Regions from separate parts of the Mus musculus genome. Here all the other regions are linked to region 1. A link is a loop called in an ENCODE intact Hi-C map of the cell type or tissue named here. Cell type or tissue: heart. All regions are shown on one strand.

Region 1 (5,000 bases):
CTTAAACTCAGAGATCTGTTGCCTTTGCCTACCAAGTGCTGGGACTAAAGTTGTGTGCCACCACCACCTGGCAACATATGCATTACTTGTGCTATGGCACACTTGTGTGAGAAATCTCTCCCCTTCCATTGTGTGGACTCCAAGGGCGGAAGTTAGGTCATCAGGCTTGGCTGCAAGTGACTCTACCTGCTGAACCATGTCACCTGAGCATATATCTTTTTAAAAGATTTATTTCATTTTATGTATATGTTGAATGTGTAGTTGAATGTATATGTGTCCACCATATGTGTGCCAGTGCCTATGGAGGCAGTGTTGGATCCCTTGAAACTGAAGTTACATGAGTTGTCTGATGAGGATGCTAAGCTGAACGTGGGCCTTTTGCAAGAACAGCAAGTGCTCTGAGCTGCTGGGCTATCTCTCTAGCCCATGGCCTATATTTTTAATTTATTTATGAACTTTTAAAAATCTATTTGGGTGTTTTGCCTGCATGCATGTCTGTCTTTACACCACATGTGCCTAGTGTCTGCAGAGGTTAGAAAGGGGTGTCTGGTCCCCTGGAACTTCAGTTACAGACGGTTGTGAGCTGGGAATTGAAGCTGGGTCCTCTGGAAGAACAACCAGTGCCCTTAGCCTCTGAGCTACCTCTTCCCCTATTTATGTTTAAACGTGTGCATGTGTTCCTGGGATGAACTCAGGGCTTTGTGCACGCTGGGCAGGTAAGCTGCCCTACCACTCTGTTATATTCACAGCCTAGTTTTATAATATTTTTGAAAGCACACAAAGGCCTTCTTGCAGGTCTATGTGTGTGTGGGGGGGGGAGTGGGGGGTATACACATGAGCTGTAAATGTTAAAGAGCATTTTGCAAAGAAAATATTCTTTGTTAACAAAGTTTCCATTTTCAGTCTTTGTGACAAAAGTATAGGGAAGTGTCTCTGGGCTGGTGAGGACAGGGGGCAGCACAAGTCCAGGTCCCCTTACGAGGTCAGTCTGGGTAGATTCCTTTTAGAACTGTTTTCCAGTGAAGTGCAGAAAAGTCTTGTTTACCTCATTCATTCTGACTTAGATTCAAGTTACAGCAGCAAAGGGGACCTAGGTTCCAACTGAGAAAGTTCTCACAGAGGGGCTGCCATTGTAGCCCAGTGTGAGAACACTTGCCCAGCAGGCACAAAGCTTTGATCTTCAGGAACAAAACAAAACAAAAATTCTTAGTATGTGCCCAAGATGTTCTAGGTGTAGTTTTGACTTAGTTCACGAAAGCATCTTCTCAGAGGTTTCAGGGATGTGCAAATTTTGACCAGGAAGGGTTAGAGGATTTGATTTGTTCAGTCTGCTTGAGTAGGCCGAGAACTCCAAGCCTTCTTTACCAGGCTATCCAGGTGTCTCCCACACTCTGGTCAGGCAGGCCTGGTGGCTCCCAGTGGCAGCAGTGAAACTGTTGGAGGGAGTAGGGGATAAAGACTCCAGGTGTGGGAGTGGGGAGTGAGGGAAGGAGGGAAGAAGAGGTTCCTAGGTTGCCACTTCTATCTAGGGGGCACTCTGTCAAGTGAAAGGGCAGGCAGTTGTAGTGACGCCCTGCTGTGAGCTTTGCACAGCTGGACTGAGTGAGTGTGGAGAGATGCTCACATCTCCTCCCGCTTCCTGGAAAATAACTTTGCATTTGAAGGGTTGCAAAGGAGTCGGTAAATCTGAACCCGGACAGGGTAGCCTGGAGACTTCCTCTGCTTGTGTGAAGGTACACACAGGTGTGTGTGTGTGTGTGTGTGTGTGTGTGTTCGAGCGTGTGAGGGGTCATGTGTAAAATGTTTGTGTTGGGAGGAGTTTCTAGTTACATGTGATGTTTCTATTCTTCCCGTCAGAATTGGGCTTTTATTGTTTGATTTTGAAATAAGGTCTTTTTTATTTTTTTAAAAAATGCCTAGCAGCTATCATTTATTGGGGACCTCCTATGTGCCAGGCATTGTGCTGAATTTATTTTTCTGTAAAGAAAAATTGTTTTTATCCAGGTCCACCTAGAGACATCCGAGGGTTTTTTTTTTTTTTTTTCCCATTCTTATTAAAGCACAGTGCTGTCTACGCAGCTAGGATTTGCGGAGAGGCGGGGAAGGGTGCTGGATAGGCAGGGGGCGGGCCCTGCCTCCCTAGCCGCCACCATTTATTTTGACCGGTCAGATGGCATCGGGCTCGCACTAGGACCCAGGCGCCACAGCGCCTCCGTCCGTCCTGTAGGTTCATTCAATCTCCCATACACACAGACCCACACAGCGAGAGCGACACACACTCACACTCACAACCGCACGCAGCGAGGCTCGGGAAGTCAGTCAGGCCGGCTCCTTGCCCCGGTGCCTCGGTGACTCCAGCAGGCCGGGTCTCCCAGAGGCCCTGCAGCTCGGCCGGCCGCGCAGCCCCGGACAAGGAGCAGCTCCGCGGACCCCCGTGCCTCCATGGGCAAACGCGGGCGGCCGCGCAAGGAGGCGCGCTGCGAGGGCGCGGGGCTGGTCCCCGTCGCGCCCCCGGCCATGCCCCCGGCCGCGGCCGCGCCCCAGCCCCCGGCGCAGCCGGAGGAGCCGGCGGGGGCCAAGCCCCGGTGCCCCTTCTCGGACATTTTCAACACCAGCGAGAACTCGATGGAGAAGCACATCAACACTTTTCTGCAGAACGTGCAGATTCTGCTCGAGGCAGCCAGCTACCTGGAGCAGATCGAGAAAGAAAACAAAAGTAAGTTTGGGGGCCCCGACTGCTCGCCTGCGTCCAGCTCTTTCTTTCTCACCCCCTTGTGCGACCCCTGTCGCTTACTCGGTTCGCCGCCGCCCCCCCGCAACAAACACACACACACACACACACACACACACACACACACACACACACACGTACCCTCGGCAGTAAAGCCGATGACACCGGAGAAAGGACACGCACGCACGCACAAAGCTGCTAAAGATGTAACAAAGACAGCGAAGGGGAGAGGGAGCCTGTCGGTGCCTTGGTCTGTCGGTCTCCAGCAGGCCCGGAGGACGGCCTGGCCGAGGAGTGGGGGAGTGTTGTTGTTTGCTGACAACTGGGCTGAGAGGCTGCGAGCTCGTCTCTCCGAGGTCGCCTTTCTTCCCTTTTTTTTTTTTTTTTCCTCCTTTTTCTTTCCGGAGCCTACTCCGGCAGACAAGTGTTTTGGTTTGGCTTATGGTTTTGGTTTTTTTTTTTTTGTTTTGTTTTGTTTTTATTTTTTTGTTTTGTTTTGTTTCTGTTTTTGTCGCTCGTTCCAGGGTTGGGTGGGGATGAGAAGCTGAAAGTTGGAAACCGTTTGCAGAGCTCAGGGCTTCCAGAAAGAAAACACAGACACACATTACAACAATAACAACCGCCACCACCGAACAGCTCTCCGCGCCGTGGACTCCGGCTCTTCTTCCTGCCTACTTCGTTTCTCCTTCCTTCCACAGCAGGACTAGGCTCAGGCCATCGTGTCCACAGACACAGTTCCCCTGTGCCTCCTTGCCTCTGGGATGCCACGGCCTCTGGTCCCCTCAAAGAAACAGGCCAGAGGAACCAGGCAGCGCCGGCAGCCCTCCCTGGACCTGCGGTCCTGCGCGCGCTGGGGTAGGGAGGGGGGGACTTGGCGAGGGGGACGTGGCTAAAAGCAAACTTTAGGATTCCGCAGAAACAATAGTTGGGGGAAAAGGTGTGGGCGGTTGTGTCCATTTTCTTTATTTTCAGAGACGCACAGGACGAGCAAGGCAAACGCCTTACAGGGTTCCGTCCACCCCCACCCCCCCCGCACTCCCCCCCAGGTGGAGACCGATGCTAGGAACCCCACCCGGGCCTGGGCTTCCTCTCTGTATTTGTTTCATTTTTGTCCCTGCCCATTGGAACCCCCAGCTCTCGCCAGGCATTCGACTCAGCAGCACCCTAACGGGGGCAAGCGTGTGCTGCGTCTCCAGCACCATCAGAATAATAGCTGTGAGAAGGAAGATCGGGCCAAGGGAGAGAAAGACTCACGGAGAAGAGAAAAACGAGATGTGTAATCTGTCAGAACAAGTAGGAGATCAATGGGAGAGAGACCCGATTGCAACGTGTCAGGTCTTGCAAGACCCCCCCCCCCAACACACACACACACACACACACACACACACACACACACACACACACACGCCAGCCCTCAAAACACAAAAACACCTTCCCCAAATACACCCGGGCCTTTAGGGTTAAAGTAACCGAGTATCGCCAGCGCAATTTGTGGGGACGGGGTAGGACCAAAACAAGGATTTCTGTTGGGAGGTCTGTGGTGCGATCTTTTCTTTCTCTGTCGCCTCTTTGCTCCGAGTGCCTGCCTGGCTTGCCAGAGGCACATCGCCGTCAGGCTGTGTAGCCGAGTCGCTGAGCGATTATTCACCCGGGTGTGTGTGTGTGTGTGTGTGTGGAGGGGGTGCACTCGTCTGGAGAATAGTTTCTGAAAAGCCCAGCTAGTAGGGAGCTGGGTGAAGAGGTGGTTTTGTTTGGTGTGTTTGCTTTTGTTGCAGGGGGAGGGGCGCGATTTCTGTAGTCGTCCCCCTCCCGGATCCCCTCTGTCGCTGGAGTCTGTCCCGTGGCGCCGACTCCGACCCGGGGGGGGGGGTGCACCCAAAGAGGGCACCTTGGCAATATTCAGCGAACCTCATCCCCCACCCCCACCCCCGCAACGAGGAATATTAAGGAGGTAGCCAGAGATTCCCTAGCCTCTCGTGTTTCCCCCCCCACACACACACACTTCATACCCGCAGACAATCGGAGACCTACCCCCCACATACCCCCCCCCCCGCGCCCTGGCCGCCTCCACCTCCTTGTTTACCCCGTGTCGGGGCTCCGGCGTGGCCACTAGTCACGTAAGCAGAGAGCCGGGCGCGCCCGGCTGGGCTGCCCCGCGCGGGGCGGGCCCGTGGTGGCCGAGCCAAGGTTCCAGAGGCCGGTGCAGTTAAGGGGCTTCCTCTCGGACCCTCTCCCTGGGTGTCCTCTCTGCAAGACGGCCGGCCATGGA
Region 2 (5,000 bases), 170 kb before region 1:
ATTTGCAAAATTTCACTCCATAGACCAGTATACTCGGTTATAATTTTCTAAAATTAATTTAGATATATTTTATTCTGGATATAATAGATTTTATAACATAGACGTCAACATTGAAATCTATCAATAATATATTCTCTGATACTAAGTGCTAGTATCAAAAAATATATTAGAACTGGGTATAGTGGTGCACACCTGTACTCATAGAAATTGGGAAGCAGAGTCAGGCAGATTTCTGTGAGTTCGAAGACAGCCTGCTCTACATAGCCATTTCTAGGCCAGCCAAGGCTACATGGTAAGATCCTGTCTCAAAAAAAAACAAAAAAAAACAAAAAAAAAACTACAAATACCTCACAGATTATGTATATATAATTAATAATATATAATTATAGATATAATATACAATATAAATATATGTGTAAATATATAAATGTAAATATAAACATGTATTAGAAGTTTCAGCTATATTTTAGGTGTTAGCACTCACATGAGGTTTATGTAATTAATCCTTTCGTACTTGTAGTAAATACTGAATAGTCTCTCTTTCTATGGTTATTTAGTACAGTGGTTAGAAATGAAAGATTAGCACACGTGGCTGATCCGTTTCAAGGCACACCGCTTTATTTTGGCAATTAACCCCAATATTAGGAGTAGAGAGAGGGCTCTTTAAAATTAGTGCTTCTAGCATTTCTCATTGAGTCGCTCCCTTCACCCAGTTAATTTTAACCTTGACCTCCCACAGCTGTACTGTTTTGCTCAGTCTAAAAAAAAATTTCCTGATCTTCCTCTCCCCTCCCACCCCCCCCACCCCCCCGCCCTTTACATCTGATGAAGCAACAGTGGAGAGGAAAAACCAAACCCATTCCTTTAAGAGAGATTCTGCCTCCTCTCTTCTAAGCCAGCGCCTCACGGCAACCGTGGAGTCTCTAAGTCACACACTTTACAACTCAGCATTGGGAGAAGCAGCAGCCGCCGCCGCTGCTCCGCGGCTGCAGTGGGTTCCCGTGCAGCACTGCAGAATCCACACCTAAGCCGGGGAAGACGGACACACGTCGGCTCCCCTGCTGGCAAAGCAGCTTCGGATCGCCTGCAGGTAAGCACATCTCTTTCCCATTTTGTTCATAACGCGTGGGAAAGGCAATGGTGGCAAAATGCACTCCCCATCAGCCATGCTTAAAACGTTATGTGAATCTGCAGTCCTTTGGAGGTGGGTTGGGGTCTACAGTTCTGTCTGGCACACACACGTTCTGGGTAGTGGAGAGACTATTATATGATATGTGATGCTACAGTACTTTTTTTTCCTCTCTTGCTATGCGTAAAAAAGGCTAACCTAATGCATGCAGAGCATTTTTCTTTTTCTTTTTAAATGCAGAAAACACAGCCACTCCCAATCTCGCTCTCAAACACTGCAGATATTTTTAAATGGCAAATAAAATGATGGGTTGAGCGCTTCCTAGATGCCGTTTTTTCTCCTTAAAGCTTAGCAAGACTTCCCCCACGAATGTTGAGTGTTTAAAAATAAGAAGACATGGTCTCTCTCTCCTTTTTAGAAAAAAAGCAAATGGGTGATAGTGGCAGACTAAAATTTCTATAGCTTTAGTCCAGTGGAGAGAGAAAAGGAGGATAAATGAATTGCAGCGTTTGCCAAGAACGCTATTCATTTGCCACACTTCGTATGTGGGAAGAGGAAACTACATTTTAATTAGCACATTTTTTTTTGGGAAAGGGGATGAAGATGAGGAGGCTGGCGCGAAGTATTTGAGGGGGAAGAGAGCCTGCAGATGAGGAAGGAAATGAAGTGGCCTGTCGCCAGTGCCTTGGAAAGGACGGGAGATAAGGGTGGGGAAATGAAGTTTGCTGTGTGTGTTAGGGTGGGGTTAACCCCAGGGACCATGAATCACTAGAATGGTGTTGGGAGGAGTGTGCTTGAGGGTGAATTCGTGCAGTGGAGAGGGCATGTGTGCCGGAGTGGTGTGCAAGTCGTGGGTGGCAGAGGAGAGCAGCGAGCGTGTGCCTGGAGGTCTATTTCGAGAATAGGTTGGGGTGAGAAACCCGTCTGGGAGGCGGGGGTGGGCAGCCCAGTGTCACCTGTGGAGGGATCCCCGACTCTGCAAATGAGTGTTGCAAAGTTTGCCTGGCTTTAGACAGATTTTGAAGGCTGCTGGCGGAGCCTAGACTTTTCATCTCCCAAGAGGTCAGCTCTCAGAAGGTTTAAGAGGCAATTAGCCAAAGTAGGAGTGCAGAGTTTGGGCTGGTCCAAATGAATATAAAGGCCCTTGCCCCGTCCCTCTGTGGGAGTGAGTGAAGGCGGGAGGCTCCCCCAAACGCAAATATGCTGAAGAGAAAATCGAGGCCCCCTCCTGTGGGAGCCGAGCTGAAGTCCAACTATTGTGGCCTCTCCCCCCAAAAACCCAGCGGCCTCAGTGGGCCACAGAAGCTCAATCTGAAAGCTACGGCTCAGCTGAGATTCACTGGGTGGGGGAAGCACGTTAGGACTGGGGAGGTAGATGTTTCCGTGGCGTCACCCTCCCACTCTCAATCGGGTTTCTCTCGGGGTCGTTTCCTTCTCCGGCAGCGGATCGGAGCTGCACTGAGGGAGGAAGACCTTGCAGAGGCGCCAGGCAGGCGCCCTGCAACAGGCCCTCCGCCTGCGGAGCACGTAGGCCCCCACTGCCGCAGCTGCACGGATACGGAGCTTGCAGCTCGAAGGGGGGCCTCGAGGGGCGGGGCCAGAGATCTCAAGGGGCAGCAGAGGCGGGGCCTGGACCTGCGAGAGCCTGTTGGGGGCGTGGCCTATTAGGAGCGGAGCAAAAACGCTGGGCTGGCGAAGGGCGGAACCAGGGGCACGCTTTTGAGCTACGAGGGCCCAGCCCGTACTGGGCGGAGTGAAGGCTGCTGGGGCGTGGCCTATAAGAGGCGGGGCTAGAGCTCTCGGGCCATGGGGCGGGGCCTTGAAGCTGGGGTACTAGAAGGGTCAAGCCTGTAGAGGGCGGAATCAAGAGCCCTGAGGCGTGGCCTGTGGTAGGCGGGGCCAAGGCGTTCAGGCCTGTGGGGCGGGGCCTTCGGGGTGCTAAGCGAGACTAAGCCTGTAGGGGGCGGAGTCCTGGACCCTGTGGAGGCGGAGCCCAAGGGGCGGGCCAGAGGGCGTTCGTGGGGAGTTCGGCTGGTCCCGCCAGAGCGCGAGGCGCCCGCCGGTAACGGTCGTGCGGGCGAGGGGCTGGAGGGAGAGGAAAGGGCTTTAAATGATGTTTTGAAGCAGCGAGAGCTAGACGCGTCGGCGACCAGGTGTCGCCACTTCCCGCTGCCGAGGGCTCGGCGTCCAGGTCCTGCGTCTCCACGCCCCCTCCCTTCCCGGCCCTCTCCTCGGGAACCGAGCGAGCGACGTTAAGAGGCGGCTGCGGCGGACCGGGCGGCCGCTGCAGCCCGGCGGTGGCGAAGGAGTGGGCACAAAGCCGGCTGCGCTGCGAGGTAATCCTGCGGGAGCGGAGGGCCCGGGGTCCCGCCGCGCTTCCCACGCCGAGGGGGCTTCGGACTGGCTGGCCGCGCGGCCTCAGGTGAACCGTGCTCGGGGCGGGAACGCGAGCCCCACGGGGCCGAGGAGTGCAGACCTGGGGGCGAGGAGTCGGGGTGCGGCGCCGCAGAGTGGGCCGGGACTCACCCGGGCGTCCCCGGCTTCCCCCAGCGAGGGCGTGGGATTGCAAAATCCTGTTCTGCGGGGAGCCTTGCTGACCCCGAAGGTGCTCGCGGGGACGGTGGGAGGTTCCCGCGCTTGGAGAAGGTGGAAGAAGACCGTGTTGATTTGTTGTTTTCTTTTTTCTTCTTCTTTTTTTTTTACCCCCTCGTGGCTTAAGAAACTTCAGTCACAAGTTGAAATTGTTCAACCACTTTATCTAATCAGTGTGACCCTCCCCAGCACACACACACTAAAAGTGCGCACGAGCACGCGCGCGCGCGCGCACACACACACACACACACACACACACACACACACACACTATAACCTTTCAAGCATTCCTGATACTTTATTCTTCCTTGCGGGGTGACAGCCCAGTTGGCAGCAGATTTGGTTTGCTGGTGTTTGGGGCACTTCCAACCTCTTTGGAGGTATGTAATAGCTGAGGCAAGGCCACTATTAAACCAGGCCTCTATTAAAATGACAAGAATGGCCTCAGGTGAACTTTTTTTGTTGCAGAGATTTAATTGCAAGTAGATGCCCGTTTAAAGTGGGAGTGTAAGGAAAACCACTAAATATCCTTGGCACATGTGCTCTTGGAATTGACTTTGCTAGAGTGGTGTGGGATTTAGCTCAGCCAAGAGGCTTTGAGTGAGGATTAGGAGCCAGGCTCAGGAAGGAATTGATAAGACTCTGGGGCTTGGGATGAGCTACATAAACATGTGTGAGTTCTTTACAGTGATTTATAAAATTATAGAAATTTTAGAGTTAGCAGTATGAAATGATTGCCTTTCTTAGAATGGACTCCATCCTCAGTGTGCTGAACATGTACTGATTTGGGTTTTGGCAGACTTCTAGTAAGAGTACAGTGTAATATGTCCTTTTAAAATGAAGTTACTTGACCAGTAGAATGACCTGTGTATTTAAGGTACAAGGCTGACTCATTGATAGAATTGTTTCTTTTCGAGCACTTCTGGAAGATGTTATAGCTAAATCTCCTTTGTGTCGGACTTAACTTGCAGGGTAACTTTTTTTTTTCCTAAAATTGATCAGATTAACTGTAGTTATGAGTAGTGGCCGGACACTTTTCTACAGTTCCCCCACCTCATTAAATTGACCCAGGAGTGTCAGCATGTTGGTAATAGTTGCTTTAAAGGAAAACTCCCCAGCAATTTATTACCTATCTAGGATGCTAAACATAATTTAAGGAGCTCTGTAGATACTTGGTTAAGAGATGTTAATACAGTGAAACACTTTTGCATATGGGATATTAGGAAGTGTTTGGTAGTTTTGGAAGGTGACGGGTGATTGCATGACCCCTGAAAAGATT
Region 3 (5,000 bases), 60 kb after region 1:
TAGAAGGCTGAATTCAGAGCAGAGCCTCTAATTAATAAGAAAATGGCCAGCATGTGTGTCACCCTCGAGCCGTGTCTTATGGAGCGCAGTTAGGCAGAAACCACAGTGTAGAATCCTACTGTAGAATCCGAAGGCGCCTTCACATGGTGCGTGGTTTTAATGGTGATTCTGGTCTGCTTAGCAAGAGGAGCCTGCTCGTGTGCAGCTCCTCAGCGGAGAGATTTAGGTAGGTAGCAGAGCAGAGCAGCCTTTAACTTGTTAAATACAGAGAAATCGAAGCAGTCTTTTATCTGCATTAAGTTGCAGAGTCAAGTGCTAGACTTGAGATGGCAGATTCGGTAAAAGGACTAGAAATTCGCTTCTGATTGTTTGATGATTGTGGCTGGGCCTGCCTTTATTGGCCAAACCTCTGACCTCACTGCCCTCAATCACCCTTGCTTGTCAGTGACACAGGTGACCACTTACACCTTTCCCGCCCCTCTCTCAACTCCTGCACTGGAAATTGTCACTTGACATCACTGTTGTGTATTAAAACTCAAAGTCCCCTTTGAGAGGAAAGTGGGGGGCTTGCGTTATCCCTGATACAGCTGAGACTGTTGTAGAAGTTCAGTTACAGCCCCAAAGGAGTCCACGTGCTGCACGCAGCTGAACTGTCTTGTTTTAAGATTTATATATATGTATATGTATATGAGTACATTGTAGCTGTCTGCAGACACACCAGAAGAAGACATCAGATCCCATCACAGATGGCTGTGAGCCACCATGTGGTTGCTGGGAGTTGAACTCAGGACCTCTGGAAGAGCAGTCAGTGCTCTGAGCACTGAGCCATCTCTACAGCCCCCTGCTGAACTGTTAGCGCTTGGTAAAGAACAGACTCAAAGGTGGAGAGCAGCAGAGTTTGGCACCTCCCATTATGTACATGGTCATAGTTGGAGACCACAAGTGTACAAGGCTCTCCTGGAGCATTTCCAGGAGAAATTCCCTCTGACTTTCCCAGAGAATGGTCTGTCGGAGAATTCGGGACTTTAAGCAAGTAATTCTGTCACCTGTGTTCCTTGTGGGGAAAACAGGGTAGCTCATGAGGGCGGAAGGGAAAGGAATGAGCAGCAGCCCGCTCACAACACAGGTGTGAAACCCACCACCGCAGGCACAGTTTTGTCGTCCATGTTGCGCTGGACATGAAATTGACGTTTTATAAAGGACTGAAAAAATGTTTGAAGATCAGGAAGTGTTCACGTCCTTCTGCCTCTACATAAACAACATCCAGCCCTCTGGGATGGCTGCGGTTACTGAACAGTGTGGGTGCGTGCCTGTGCGTGTGTGTGTGTGTGTGTCTGTGTGTGTCTGTAAAATTAAAAGGTGGAAGGAGGTGGAAACCTTAGTGCGTTTTATAGCTCCTTGAGGTACCGTAGCTGAAACCGGTACTCCAGCCTGTGCTCTCAGGCATTGGGAAACCAAGCTCGATTGCTTTAGTAACAGCACAGCACGGAGCTTATGGAGCGGCCTAGACAATTCGCTGTCTGACAGAGTTCATGGGGGCTGATAATCTAAAGTGACTTCTGTCTGCAGGGCAGAGTGGTGGGGCGGGAGGTCGGCGCCACTACCGTGCAGGTACTTTAAAAAGTTGGGAGTGAAATATGGCTGTTGGCTAATAGCTCAAAGTTGCTGTGTGTGTCTAGTGGCTCTCCAGGCTGTGCTGATTGGCTGATATCTTTCTTAGACGAGCTCACCTGCGCCTGTGTTTAGAACGCTTGAAAGTTCTGATCCCGCTGGGCCCAGACTGCACCAGGCACACAACACTCGGTTTGCTCAACAAAGCCAAAGCACACATCAAGGTGAGAATCTTTCTTTCCATATTTGCACTGATTCCTGTGTGTGTCGTGTACAGCTCACTAGACCGTCCTCTTCTTCACTAACTGCCCTCCAGAGAAACGGCTGTAAAATCTCACCAGCGATCCAGTGGGGCAGCATGATGCGAATAAATGAAAAAAATTTACAGCGTGGCCATCTAGACCTGAGAATGCTGGGGAAGGTCTTTCCGATACCCTGAAGGAAGGCAGCTGCGCCCTCTGGCGGAGATGCTGTTATTTGGCTTTATCTCTCAGTAATTTTCCACTGAATACCACATTGCAGGAGGTTTCTCTTTGTGGAACTTACCTCACAGACTTTTATAGTTCACTTCATTTGTTCAAGTAACATAGCATCCATACAGGAAAAAGACCACTGTTTTTATGTTTAAAACGCAAGTGTTTCTCAGTATTTATATATGCAAGGGTACATACATACCCACATATGTGTATTTGTGGCAGGAATTAGTTTTACTGTACTAGACTGGACTACAGGTGTGAATAAAACATCTTCATTTTAGAAACTTGAAGAAGCGGAGAGGAAGAGCCAGCACCAGCTAGAGAACTTGGAACGAGAACAGAGGTTTTTAAAGCGGCGACTGGAACAGCTGCAGGGGCCTCAGGAGATGGAGCGGATACGAATGGACAGCATTGGATCAACCATCTCTTCAGATCGCTCGGATTCAGAGCGAGGTAGGCAGCTTCTCTTTCTAAGGAAGTCCTGAGTCTCCGAGACGGGTGGGGGCGGGGAGACTGTAGACACTGCATCGGCTCTCACTAACCAATGTAGTACTGTCGTCTAGCTTCTGTTGTTTTGGTGCTAGAGAGCAAACCCAGCGAGTAGCATGTGCTAGGTTAGGAAGAGTGAGCCCAGCCGCACTCCCAGCCCCCAGCTTGGGCTTTGTGCACCCTAACATTCTCTGGCAGTGCCTTTGTGAACCACAATTTTTTTTCATATATGTATATACATTCTTTCTATTTTGAAATAAATTTTAGACTTAGAAAAAGTTCTGTTTAAAATATGCCAAGTTCTTGGGGGCTGGAGAGAGGGCTCAGCAGTTTAGAGCACTGACCGCTCTTCCAGAGGTCCTGCCTGAGTTCAATTCCCAATTCCCAGCGACCACATGGTGGCTCAACAACCATCTGTAATGGGATCTAGTGTCTCTTCTGGTGTGTCTGCAGACAGCCACAGTGCACAGTATACTCATATACATAAGTAAACAGATCTCAAAGGAAAGAAGGAAGGAGGGAGGGAGGAGAGAGAGAGAAAGGAAGGAAGGAAGGAAGCAAGGAAGAAAGAAAGAGAGAAAGAAAATGCAGAATTCTTACCATGAGAGAGGGACATGGCTTGAAGCTATATTTCATGCAAGAAAATCAAAAGCAAACCCCTTAAACCTACTTTATGATTAGCTTATTTTAGTTACTATTCAGAATTTGTTGATGAATCCATAGAAATCCATAGATCCACCTATGATCTATGATAGAGAGTTGACACCACCAAAAAATTCGGATGCCTAAACATAAATTTTCTATCTTTAATTTTATTTCTCCATGACCCCAACCTCTTTAAAGCAACCCTGATTAATAAACAGAGCTGTGAATTAGTTTTTGGTTTAATGTAAAACAGATGTTGTTAAACCACTTGGGTTGGGATCTTTTAATATTAAGTACTAATTCCCAAACAGGCCAAGCGCTTTTAGTGGGAGGTCTAGACGGACTGGCGTCAAAAGGGTTTTAGTAAACTTGCTGCCTAAATTAAGACCACCACTGTATACCAGATTGCTCTTTGCAGGAGAGTCCCTGATAGAGCACGGATAACCTTGCTGGATAACCTCTCTAACTTCTGAAAGTGCACATGCAGATTATTAATGCCCCCCTTTGTTTTCTCTTTCTTCCTCCCGCAGAGGAGATTGAAGTGGATGTGGAAAGCACAGAGTTCTCCCATGGAGAAGCAGACAGTGTCAGTACCACCAGCATCAGTGACCTTGACGACCACAGCAGCCTGCAGAGTGTCGGGAGTGACGAGGGTTATTCCAGTGCCAGTGTCAAACTCTCCTTCGCGTCCTAGGACCCAGCATGGCCTAACAGTGCAGGGCGGAGCGCTCACTGGGCCGAGTCAACACCGGCTCTCAAATTGGGTTCATGATGCAGTCTCCTCTTTAAAACTAAAAACTATACTTGAACAAAACGGTCAGAAGACCTGTATTTAAGCAAATACTTAACGAAAAGTGGGGTAGAGCCTCCCTGGTAGAACAAATATTCCTATATTTGGAAAGAGTACAGTTTCTAACGGCAGCAGAAACCATGCGCGTGATTATCTTGAGTTGACCAGGTTGACTTGAGAGACAATGGAGACTTCACTCTCCTGTTGCAGTTTGCTCACTCTGTGGTGGTGAGCAGACATTTAAGGATAGGGTTATGAACCCTTCCCGAGCTTCTTGGCCCTAGAAACAAAATCACACTTAGAGTAAGGAAAAGGCAGGATAATCAGGCATTAATCTCAGATAGCTGAAGAGCTATTAAAACTCAGCCTCTGTTTATCATGAAGCCTGTGGATGATCAGTTCTTTTAAACAAAATGAATTTTTAAAAAGCTCATATCGTGCTCTACAAAAGGAGAGACTCCATGAAGCCTTTTGAAAGAGGCCCTGACGCAGCCCGGCTTTCTGTTGGATTCCATGCTAAGCCAGCTAACCTTACCTGCATTGTTAGCTCTAGAGCAGCCGACCACCCGCTCGCCACCCTTCGGCCACGTAGGGGCAGCCCATGCATGACGGCCTGAATCACAGGAGGAAAAGCTCTGTGTGCCTCGGTGTCTGCGCGGAGCTGAGGAGGTGCGCACGCAGTATAGCAGCCAAGGTCTGAGCCACCGCAGCATTTTTATTTGAGATTTTGATAACTGTTTGTATGTGTTGAAAACCAAAATGACATCTTTTTAAAGCTTGTCCATAAGTAAAAACATAGATGTCTTTTATAGTGGAATAAACCACGTGGGGAAATCATCTATTTTGATGCAGCATTTGATAATGATAAACACCTCACGCCTCACTCTTCACAGTGCGCAGGACAGACAGACGGACGAGGTCTGGGCTGGGTAGACGGAGGTCAATGCTGTTTTTGTTTTCTTTAGGACCACTCCCTTTTACCAGCTTTA
Region 4 (5,000 bases), 290 kb after region 1:
TGTATAATTATCTTAAACCTTTTGATTCAAAGACCCTACAACCATCTTATCTGGTGTTGAATGCAGTCATGTGCTCTGTAGCCCTTGTGTAGCCAGCTTCCTTCTCTTAGCATTTTAAAAAAGAAATTCATTCATGTTTGTAGAATGCATCCTTTTTTATTGCTCAATGGTATTTCTTTTCTTTTTTGGGGGGGGGGTGTGGGGGGGGGGAGTGTTGAGACAGGGTTTCTCAGTAGCCCTGGCTGTCCTGGAACTCACTTTGTAGACCAGGCTGGCCTCGAACTCAGAAATCTGCCTGCCTCTGCCTCCAGAGTTCTAGGATTAAAGGCTTGCGCCACCACGCCCGGCTTCAATAGTATTTTTTTTTAGATTTATTTATTTATTTATTTATTTATTATATGTAAAGTACACTGTAGCTGTCTTCAGACGCACCAGGCACCAGAAGAGGGCATCGGATCTCATTACGGGTGGTTGTTAGCCACCATGTGGTTGCTGGGATTTGAACTTCTGACCTTCGGAAAAGCAGTCGGGTGCTCTTACCCATTGAGCCATCTCACCAGCCCCCTTCAATAGTATTTCTTTGTGGCGTCTATTTCACTTTCATTTTATATCGCTTGATACTTAGTAATCTGTGATAACTGTTAAAAGCCAGGAGAGCCAGGCACTGTGGTAAGAACTTGGCCTCTGTGCATTTTCCCTTCATAAGATTTGGTTACTTTGTGCAAAATAATTGAAGAGAGCAATAGTAACAAAATGAAATTCTTCATCTCTTAGATTTTACTATCATGGAGAGAGACAATAAATATAAACAAGGCAATAGTCTAAAATCACTTATTTGATATTGTAGAGATTTAAAAAAAAAAACCTTTTTCCCCTATTTATATGATTATACAAGCTAACTGAATAAAGTTCATAAAATGTGTAAAGGCCTAAGAAGGAAAGTAAAAATCTCATTGTAGTGGAAACCATCATAAAAGTTCTGGTGACTTCACTATTATTGAAAAATAGGGTCTCCTTCAAACCCACTAAGCAGTAGATGAATTTGAACTTTTGATCTTGCATCCACCTTCCCAGGGTTCTGGGATCACAGATGTGTGCCACTAGGCTACCCAGTGCTGGGGAAGCGTCTAAGACCTCCTGTATGACAAACTAGGGCTTTACCAACTGCACTGCAAACCCAGCCGTCATCCTGAGGAACTGAATGAAGGCTTAGAATTCTGTTTATAATATACCCCAAACCCTCACAAACTGACAGGGGTAGAGGTCCTTAACTCCCAAAATGAAATTTTAAATTAAATTTCTTTCTTTCTTTTCTTTCTCTTTTAATACTTTTTCTTTTTTTTTTTTTTTTCCCTCAAACTTTGGGTGGAATTTGGCCAGAGTTTCAGATAAAGGATTCCCAGTAGGGCACAAGATTTGCCCTTCCTCGTAGACATGTTGAGGGTGAGAACTGCCTCAGGAAGCAGGAATGGTGACCAGGACCTTATTAGGTCGTCCAGGTTTGTTTGTTTATTTCCCAGTAGGCAATTTTAGAGTTGCCCAGAACTCTACTCCCTACACTGATTGTATACATTTAGCCGGGCAGTGATGGCATAAGCCTTTAATCCCAGCACTGGGGAGGCAGAGGCAGGCAGATCCTGAGTTTGAGGCCTGCCTGGTCTACAGAGCGAATTCTAGGAAAGCCAGGGCTAAAAAAAATCCTATACATTTAGGGACTGACCCTAGTACCTACCTATTTCTTTTCTTTCTCTCTCTTACTTTCTTTTCGAGACAGGGTTTCTCTGTGTAGCCCTGGCTGTCCTGGAACTCACTTTGTAGACCAGGCTGGCCTCGAACTCAGAAATCCGCCTGCCTCTGCCTCCCGAGTGCTGGGATTAAAGGCGTGCACCACCACCCCGGCTCCTTTTTTTTTTTTTTTTTCTTTTTTCTTTTTTTTTTAATTTACCTATTTCAAGAAATTTATTTGTGGCAATTGTACAGGTCTTTCTATAAGGAGTTTAAAGTCATCCTTAGCTACAAGGTGAAATCGGGGCTTGGAAAACTAAAGACAACCTCCCTAAATCAATCCCTTCAAATGTCCTAGCGTCCTCCAGTTCTCTCAGAGCCGTCAGGAGGCTCGGAACCAGCAGGAGGCGCTCTGAGCTAATAAAGAGAATAATGGAAGCGCGGAGGTTCTGAGCTCAGAACCCCAGGCAGTCACAATGAGACCTACATTCAAGTCGGGCGCTAGGCTGACAGGCCACGTCCTTTTTAAGCGGCCCGGCGACCACGTGACCTCCGGCGCGCTCGGCGATTGGCTCCGCTCGTCTCACTCCAGGCTTTGGCGCCGAGCAGGCCCCGCCCCTCACGGGCGCGACCATAGTCCGTGCGTCCGGAGGTAGTTCCTGCCGGCCTCTGGAGCGGGGCTCCTCCGAGTCGGACTCCCAAGTGATTCTCAGCAAAACAAGAGGATAAGAAAATCCTTTTCTCAGATCAGGTCCGTCTAAGAGGGCCGCGGGAGAGGGGCCTTTCCTACGCGACAGAGTGGAACCGGCCCAGACTCCCCCTGCGATCCGCATCGCTTCCATCGTGGTTCCGCCCGACGCGCGGGCCCCGCCTCCGCGGCCGCCGCCATTTTGTTTGGCCACAGGGGGAGCGAGCGGGAGCGAGCGGAGCGCTGTGAGGAGGGGGCTGTCTTGCTCGTCTTCCGAGCCTGCGGCCGCGCTGCTGCGGTGCTGAGGCGACGCCTTCCCCCTGCCGAGGGGCGCGGAGCCATGTACATCAAGCAGGTAAGGGCCGTGAGAGGCGGCGGGGTGTCCCGGAGCGCGCCGCGGGTGGGTTAGGGCCGGCCTGGGCTTGGGGGGGCGGGGAGGAGCGGGGCCCTGACGAGCCGAGCGCCGGGCTGCAGTCGGCGCTTTCCCCCGGGGCGCGGTGCGTGGAGCCGAGCGGAGCCGAGCGGGACCGGGCGCGGCGGGCTGCAGGCGGAGGCCCGGCTTCCTCGGGCGCCGCGGGCTGCTGCGAGCTGCTGGGAGGCCGCGTCGTTCTGCAGGCAGGCATGGCGGTGCATGGACCGCCTTCGCGAGGCCCCGGGCTGGGCTGCAGGCTCTCTCCGCCTTGCCTCAGGCTTTGCCCCAGCAGGGCGGACCCTCGCAGCAGGTCGCGTCGCGCCTGCTCACTCGGTTGTTTACTTCTGTCAAAATGCTCTTCCCGCGCGCGAGCGCCGAGCCCCCGGGACACGCGCTGGGCGACGTTTTTCTATTGGACGGGTCAGGCTCGGAGCGTTGCGATCCTATCTATCCCCTTTTCACTTAATTTTTATTATCTTATTTCTTTTTCTCAATGGACTCATTGGGGCTGGCCAGTGGTTTGACTGAAGGATGCCCTCTCACTGGGCTCGCAGGCTGGCAAGCTGCGACCAGCTCGCTCGCCCGCCCGCTCGCCTGCCTGCTGTCTGGACCTTTACTGTCGTGCAGAGCTCGGGGTCGAAGCCGCTGGGTTTGGAGAGCTTCTCCCAGAGCAGCCCTGCACCAGCAAGGGTTGCAGGCCATGTCGGAAGGGGTTTAGCGAATCTTTAACTTGCTTGCTCCCGATCGCAATGGTCTCCGCCGAGTGGACCGTTTCTGTCTTGCCTTGCGTGAGAAGCAAGAGACGGAGAAGGAAAGAATGTTGCCCTAGAAGTGCTTTCTGTGTTCTCAAGGGTTGTCTCTTCTTTAATAGGTGATCATCCAGGGCTTCCGAAGTTACCGAGACCAAACAATTGTAGATCCCTTCAGCTCCAAACATAATGTCATCGGTAAGTAAGTGTTCTTGGTTTACCATGTTAGACTTAGAATTGCTACCGATAGACGTGACAGGCCAGGGGAGACGGGAGTTGTCTTTGAATGTTAATATTCCTCCATGGGATTACCTGTTTCGTGTCTGCACCGATGAATTGCTTATTTTATAAAAATAAAATTTTTGTGTAACTCAGACGGATAAATCATTTTGGAGCCCAGTGGTGTAAGTTAAGTAGTGGAATGTTTGCCTAGCGTGTGTGTGTGTGTGTGTGTGTGTGTGTGTGTGTGTGTGTGTAGGATGTTGATGATGTGTCTTCATTTCAGAACCTTTTACATGAGAGGGTGTCGCCTGTTTTGTTCTTAGTCCATCACTGTTACTTTCTTTGAAGGATGGCTTATTTGCAGATTGTGGTCTTTTTCCCTTGCCAATTTCTTTGTGAGTGTGAGTTTTTATGAGAGACGTGAACAGACACTACCTGTCTCAGAAGGCCATTGGAAAGAGTAAAGAGAAGGGATATGGAAATTTGAGATTAAAGCTCACATGATTGTTGCCATTAACAGTACTTAGTTAAGGTTTTTTTGGTGTTTAAAGTCTCCGTTTTGCTGAGGAAACCACGTGCCACTGAATTTTGAAGGATGGATGAAGTTAGTGCTAGACTTGAGAGGTTCTGGCATTGGTGGTTTGACTGTTACAGTGTCCTAGTTGCAGTTTGCTAGGCCAGCCAGATGAGGTACTCTAGACAGTGGGCTAGGTGGTCCTGGAGAATAGAGGTTGGGGTTTCTGGTACCAGCAGGAGTGAATTCTGATGGGGCCTCATCGGGACCTTATCTAGCACTGTCAGTACAGGATAGGTGAGATCTGCGAGCAGACTTAGTCGAGGGGAAAAAAATGCCAGTGTTCACAGAAGGCCTTTAGAGAACAAGGCATTATTTACATAACATATGAAAGAAAACAACGAAGGAAATCCAGGAGTGGTTACTTAGTTCCAGCTACTCAAGAGGCTAAAGTGAGAGGACTCTTGAGTTGAGGAATTGAAGATGAATGTAGTCTGTGGCAGGACGGTTGGAGGCTAGGCTCTTTCTGCTGTTGGTACATGGGCTGCCCCCTTTGTGAGAGTAGAGTAGCCTGCTGTTTGTTCTCCTTGTGCTTGAGCTACAGAGGGTGCTAACCGACTAACTCGCAGCACAAGCATCTCCATTGTACTGGGCTTTTGCTGCATTTCATTATAGGAGCTTCCTGGTGTT
Region 5 (5,000 bases), 270 kb before region 1:
ATCACATATCTCTAGTGCTCACGCTGAGGCCACATAAGAACCAAGTGCTGGGGCTGGAGAGATGGCTCAGCGGTTAAGAGCACTGACTGGCTCTTCCGAAGGTCCTGAGTTCAAATCCCGGCAACCACATGGTGGCTCACAATCATCCATAATGAGATCTGATGCCTCTTCTGGGGTGTCTGAAGACAGCTACAGTGTACTTAGATATAATAATAAATAAGTAGATCTTTAAAAAAAAAAAAAGAACCAAGTGCTAAATGGTATTCAGTGAAATGAGATAAATGGGACGGGTTCTTAGGGTGGGGAAGTAGGCAAAGATGTCCTCCACTACCCAGAACCCACCGCTCTTGACGTGACAACCACCACTTTGCTCTGACAATGACAATCCCCATACCCATTTCGGTCCAAGGGTTTGGTGTAAGTACCTATCACCTGCTGTTATCACATGAACCCATGCGCATCATGGATGCAAGCTTGGTAAATACACCCCTCTGGTCCTAACGACCAGTTCAGATAGCATGAACCATCAAGTGAGTTCAGTGAGAAGGAGATCTAAGACCTCTGCTCCAGCCGCACCATAAGGCTGTTTCTAGTGACTGTCAGCCTAGAACTCTCACCACCTGCGGGAAGGAAAAAGTCTGCCCAAGCGAGAGCTGAACACAACTGGAGCTAGAAGTGAGACGGGGAAGACAAGTCTGGTGCCAGGATTGGTTCGACTATCTTTGGCTTCACTAACAGCCACCAGCCTCCATTTGCCTCCTTCAAGGAGTTCAGTTTGACCTTCTAAACTGAAAGGGGTCCTCATCTGTACACTGGATGGCACTGAAATTCTACCACTTCCGGAAGGCACCCTCCCTCTCAGCCTACCATCTGACGTTCACTGACCACCCCCAATACTGTGACTACGGATCCAGGATCCAGCAACGACTGTGGTGTGGTCCTCAAGCTGCCTCCGAACCTTTGACATTACATCATTATCCAATTGCCTGACTTTATTTCCAGCAGAAGACGTCCAGGAAGGTCTAACCACATGGACAATTACCCACACCACCCACCATCGTGCATATATAAACTTCTTGGTCACACTTAACACGCTGTGACAAGACCAGGTCTGGGTCAAGGTAGGCTTGAGATCTGTCCACTCACAGAAACAGGCATAATATGGTCGGAATTTCACAAGTCGGGCTGCGGTGCCTCATGTGTTCTTTCAAGACTCAACTGGTCTGAGAGGATGGGTACGCCCCTGTGCATCCCCTCAGAGTTTTAATTCTGGTTTTATGTTCTTAGCATCTCCCACTTTAAATAACCAAGTGTGCCTGGTTCGGGTGCAGAAGGGATACACTAAAGCATGTTCAACATGAGTCTGGGAAGTGTCTTCTCACTTCCTGTGTCCAAGAAGAACCCAGAGCAGGCTCCAGGAGGATTTTCCGGAAGGCTATGCCTATCTGTTTCCTGATACAGCCCCTGAGACCATTTGGGTGGGGAGGGCACAACGGCTGCCTGTCTCTGTTGGGAGTTTGAATCAAGAGGTAAAATGCAGTCATCAGAATGATCAGGGTTGTAACTTTAGATCGCCGCCGTGGAGGAAGGAAAAGGGCAGGGGCACAATCACTTCTGGGTACCCGGGGTGGATCCAAGAGGGACCAACTTCCTGCAACAGCAGGGCCTCCCCTCAGGGTCGGGGGTGGTAAGGATCACCGCTTTCCCGGGACCAGCGAGGCAGTTCCTCGGTCACACTGGTCCCTGGACCGGCTCCGGCCGCCCGGAGGTGCCCGGGGGCCCCGCCGGAAGCGAGCTGAGTCCTGCCGGGCTGCACAGATCGTTCCCCGGTTCCCGCTGGGGCAACCCCCGCTAGCCAAGGCCATCCCCGGACGGCCGCGGGCCCGTCGCTGCTCGCCCTCTCGTCCCTACCCTCCCGGGGGTGCAGCTCGCGCGCCGGGCGCCGGATGCCGGTCAGCCGGCACAGTCCCCTCACCTTACTCGCGGCGGCTTTCTGGAGGCTGCCATTCGGCGGTGACGTGCCCCAGCCCACGTCAGGGGAGCGCAGACCAGCTGATCACCCACGGCCAGGCGCGCGCACCGGGCAGGCCACTCCTCCCCTCTGTGGCGTGCTCACGCAGAGGCTCCGCCCCGCTGTAAACCCCGCCCGTTCACCGGAGTGGGCGTGGCCGAGTGTCAGAATTCCAAAACCTTTGGGCTGTTGCTTGGAGAGGGTGTGGTGTTCTGTGCAACCAATTGGGAGAGGCGCCGGTCAGTCGTCACTGATCTTCCTCTCCATTTAAGAGGAAGGACAGGCGTTTTGCCAGCTAAGGAAGCTGCATGCTTCTCCGGTTTGTTCCAGCTTTTAGGTCAGCTAAGACGAGAGAGTCGTGGCCAGCTCTGCAAGAACCTATTTTAGGGTCCTGGAGACACTGACTGGATCAGGATATAACTTGCTGAGACCTTAGAGATGTCTTCCAAATGATTATTCCCAACAGCTTCAAAACTTACTGCTCACTTGGGCTAACGATCGGGCGTTAAAGCGTCCAAACCTAGCTCCTAACCCTATGTACAAACAAAAACATTCTTCACGTAGGGCTTTTTCATCTCAGTCGGTGGCTATTCCATGTTTTAAGGGCAAAAATCTTGACGTAATATCTGCCTTATTCCCCGGTCCATGCCCCATCTGCCCAAGATCCGCTTGGTCCTGGCTTCAAAGTAGATCCGTAGCCCCACCCACTTCCATCACGTCACCTATCTGGGGTGCATCACTTCCACCTCACCTGTGTGACGCCTGCATAGAAGCCAGACCGAACCTACCCTGAGGTGTCCACTTGACCATTCTAGAATCGCCTGGGAGAAAAAGCCCCTGGGCCTGGCTGGAGGGTTGTCTTGTGTTATTTAAGACGGGCAGAACCACTCCCTAGGTAGAGGATTCTAGACTGTATAAAATCAATGGAAATGAGCTGAAGACGAGCATGAATATATTACTCTCGCCTCTTGACTACCGATGTAAGGCCTGGCTCCCTGACTAGATGAACGGAAACTGGAAGCCGAAGAAGTCCTTTACCCCTCAAATTCCTTTCGCCAGAATGTTTTATCACAACGACGGGAAAAGAAACTAAGCAGTCCCCATTTCATTTGGAGTGACTCTTCTTAATCACAGCTCACAGGTCACCTCACTCCACCTAAGCTGGCCTTCCCTATCTTTGACACTCACAGTCCCGTCAAGTGTCACCTCCTCGATGAAACCTGCTTAAAGCTGTAAACCGCTTGGACCCATCCGGGCCCCTTTCCCACAGCTTCTACTGTTGTTCACCGGAGTTCATCTTCTGAGGATAGTCTCTCTACCCTGCACACATACTATAGCCATCAGAGCAAGAGTTGTTTCTGTTGCTTAAAAATGGGCAGGAGGGCTAGAGAGATGGCTCAGCGGTTAAGAGCACTGACCGCTCTTCCAGAGGTCATGAGTTCAAATCCCAGCAACCACATGATGGCTCACAACCATCTGTAATGAAATCTGATGCCCTCATCTGGTGTGTCTGAAGATAGCTACAGTGTGTATATATATATATATATATATATATATATATATATATATATATATATAATAAAATCTTTTTTTTTAATGGGCAGAAGCTGACAGTCATCCTCACGTGTTTGCTGCTGAAATAAATGTCCCCAGATTGCACACTTCTCCGGCACAGTGGCTCTCTTGTTCATTGTTATGTCCCTAGTGCTTAGGACAACACCTGGCACTAAATGAAGGTGAGCACCTATTTTAAAAACCAAGCTGTGTCCCATCCCACGTCGACCTTGGTGAAGTCCGAGTACGCTTGTATCCAACGGGTTCAGCTGTCCTGGAGGACTGAAAGTCCCGGTTAGCATTAGGTTAGCACGTAGACAAGCCAGAAAAGAATGTGTGTGACACAGCATGTCTGTTCATTTCCTCAAGCCTGCGGAGCCAAAATGAGACTGTAAACAAGGACTGGCTCCTGCCCACGCCCAAAAGAATAACAAGAGAGAAATCTGGCAGTGCGGGCAGAGTTATAAGTGCAATCAAAACGCAGCAGCACCCATAGTCATAATTGCCCAGGAGAAAGGAGAGAAAGCAGCACTGGGCAGTCCCTGAACCAGACCTGAGTTCCTGTTTGCAAGACAGCAAAGCCACCTTCATCATCTTCAAGTTCTTTCGGGAAGTCCCAGGAAGGAGACTCTAAAAACATTGCAGAGGGTGAGCCCAGGAAGGGTTAACTGTGGTTTTTCTGGTTTTGTGACCTCGCGTAGGTAGACACACTGACACAGACTGAACCCGATCTGTCTAGCCCGCGACAACCCAGTGACCCAAGCACTCATTTGTACTCATTTTACTGGTTGCAAAGAGCGGGGTGTTCAGCAGTCAAGCTCATTGCCTGCGGGGTGCGGAGCCATGGGACTTGGGGTGGGGCAGTCAAGTCTTGTCCTGAGATTCTGAGATTGACAATTGTCCAATTGTTCCCCTCCTGCCCCGGGACACACAGGCCCAGGGATAGTCCCATGTCCTACCTTTGCCTCCCCCTTTGCCCCCAACACCCCAAGGTCAGATAGCCTGGTAGCCTTGCTAAGCTTCCTCTCTCCCCTGATAAGGTCATGCCCAGCATCACCTGGAATCCCAGCTTATGCACTGTGATGTTCATCGTGGATGCGCTCCATGACTTTGGGCAATTGCCTTTCTGGCTCCACTTCCTGAGCATATGATTAATTAAAATGGCATCGTCTCAGAGCAGGCAGGTTCTGCTATGACTAACGTCCTTATTTTTTTTAAAGAAAGGAATCTGGACACATGGTGCAAACAGGGAGAATGCCACGGGAGAGATGAGAGCTGTGCACCAGCAAGCCAAGCACAAGAGTTGCCAGCAAGCCACACAGAGCCAAGAGAGGGGTATGAACAGATTATCCCTCAAAGAAAAATAATTAAAAAATGACCTTGTAGCTACCTTGATCTTACAAGTCCAGACTCCAAAACTTTAGGACAGTAACTT

Evidence for each region. A loop is a pair of places that touch in the nucleus more often than their neighbours do. Peaks named below come from ENCODE experiments on the same cell type or tissue, not always from the same donor. Only the 100,000 strongest peaks of a DNase experiment are listed, where the experiment ranks them.
Region 2: it touches region 1 in a loop (3-fold over the local background); 13 of 42 quality-filtered maps call a loop at or near these places.
Region 3: a loop joins it to region 1, with 3 times the contacts of the local background. A loop is called at or near these places in 14 of 42 quality-filtered maps.
Region 4: a loop joins it to region 1, with 3 times the contacts of the local background. A loop is called at or near these places in 2 of 42 quality-filtered maps.
Region 5: it touches region 1 in a loop (6-fold over the local background); 6 of 42 quality-filtered maps call a loop at or near these places.

The regions. Positions count from the first base shown.
Region 1 is chr19:53,308,258-53,313,257 of GRCm38, forward strand. Mxi1 (MAX interactor 1, dimerization protein) reads left to right here and starts at 2,249. Exons shown (of 6, transcript NM_001008542.3): 1 at 2,249-2,716. The coding sequence starts at 2,443. It overlaps Gm30541 (a long non-coding RNA gene), which reads right to left. Exons shown (of 3, transcript XR_003952895.1): 2 at 4,815-5,000. In heart, a CTCF peak has its summit at 2,233; DNase peaks (open chromatin) are centred at 2,204, 3,834, 4,464, 4,984 and 3 weaker places; H3K4me3 peaks cover 3,189 bases; H3K27ac peaks cover 2,951 bases.
Region 2 is chr19:53,139,625-53,144,624 of GRCm38, forward strand. Add3 (adducin 3 (gamma)) reads left to right here and starts at 3,132. Exons shown (of 15, transcript NM_001277100.1): 1 at 3,132-3,465. It overlaps Gm9618 (a long non-coding RNA gene), which reads right to left and starts at 215. Exons shown (of 4, transcript XR_386782.2): 1 at 193-215. In heart, CTCF peaks have their summits at 1,062 and 3,069 (motif pointing right); DNase peaks (open chromatin) are centred at 977, 1,937 and 2,907; H3K4me3 peaks cover 4,544 bases; H3K27ac peaks cover 4,323 bases.
Region 3 is chr19:53,367,822-53,372,821 of GRCm38, forward strand. Mxi1 (MAX interactor 1, dimerization protein) reads left to right here. Exons shown (of 6, transcript NM_001008542.3): 4 at 1,721-1,835; 5 at 2,369-2,540; 6 at 3,752-5,000. The coding sequence ends at 3,915. Among named protein-coding and RNA genes, the nearest start is that of Smndc1, 20 kb to the right of the region's middle. In heart, a CTCF peak has its summit at 2,077 (motif pointing left); a DNase peak (open chromatin) is centred at 2,070; H3K27ac peaks cover 1,417 bases.
Region 4 is chr19:53,597,787-53,602,786 of GRCm38, forward strand. Smc3 (structural maintenance of chromosomes 3) reads left to right here and starts at 2,610. Exons shown (of 29, transcript NM_007790.3): 1 at 2,610-2,768; 2 at 3,697-3,772. The coding sequence starts at 2,754. In heart, a CTCF peak has its summit at 2,121 (motif pointing right); DNase peaks (open chromatin) are centred at 2,285 and 3,145; H3K4me3 peaks cover 3,019 bases; H3K27ac peaks cover 1,746 bases.
Region 5 is chr19:53,036,539-53,041,538 of GRCm38, forward strand. Xpnpep1 (X-prolyl aminopeptidase (aminopeptidase P) 1, soluble) reads right to left here and starts at 2,032. Exons shown (of 20, transcript NM_001374834.1): 1 at 1,976-2,032. In heart, no CTCF peak of the experiment used is centred here; DNase peaks (open chromatin) are centred at 2,133, 2,753 and 4,333; H3K4me3 peaks cover 2,559 bases; H3K27ac peaks cover 3,027 bases.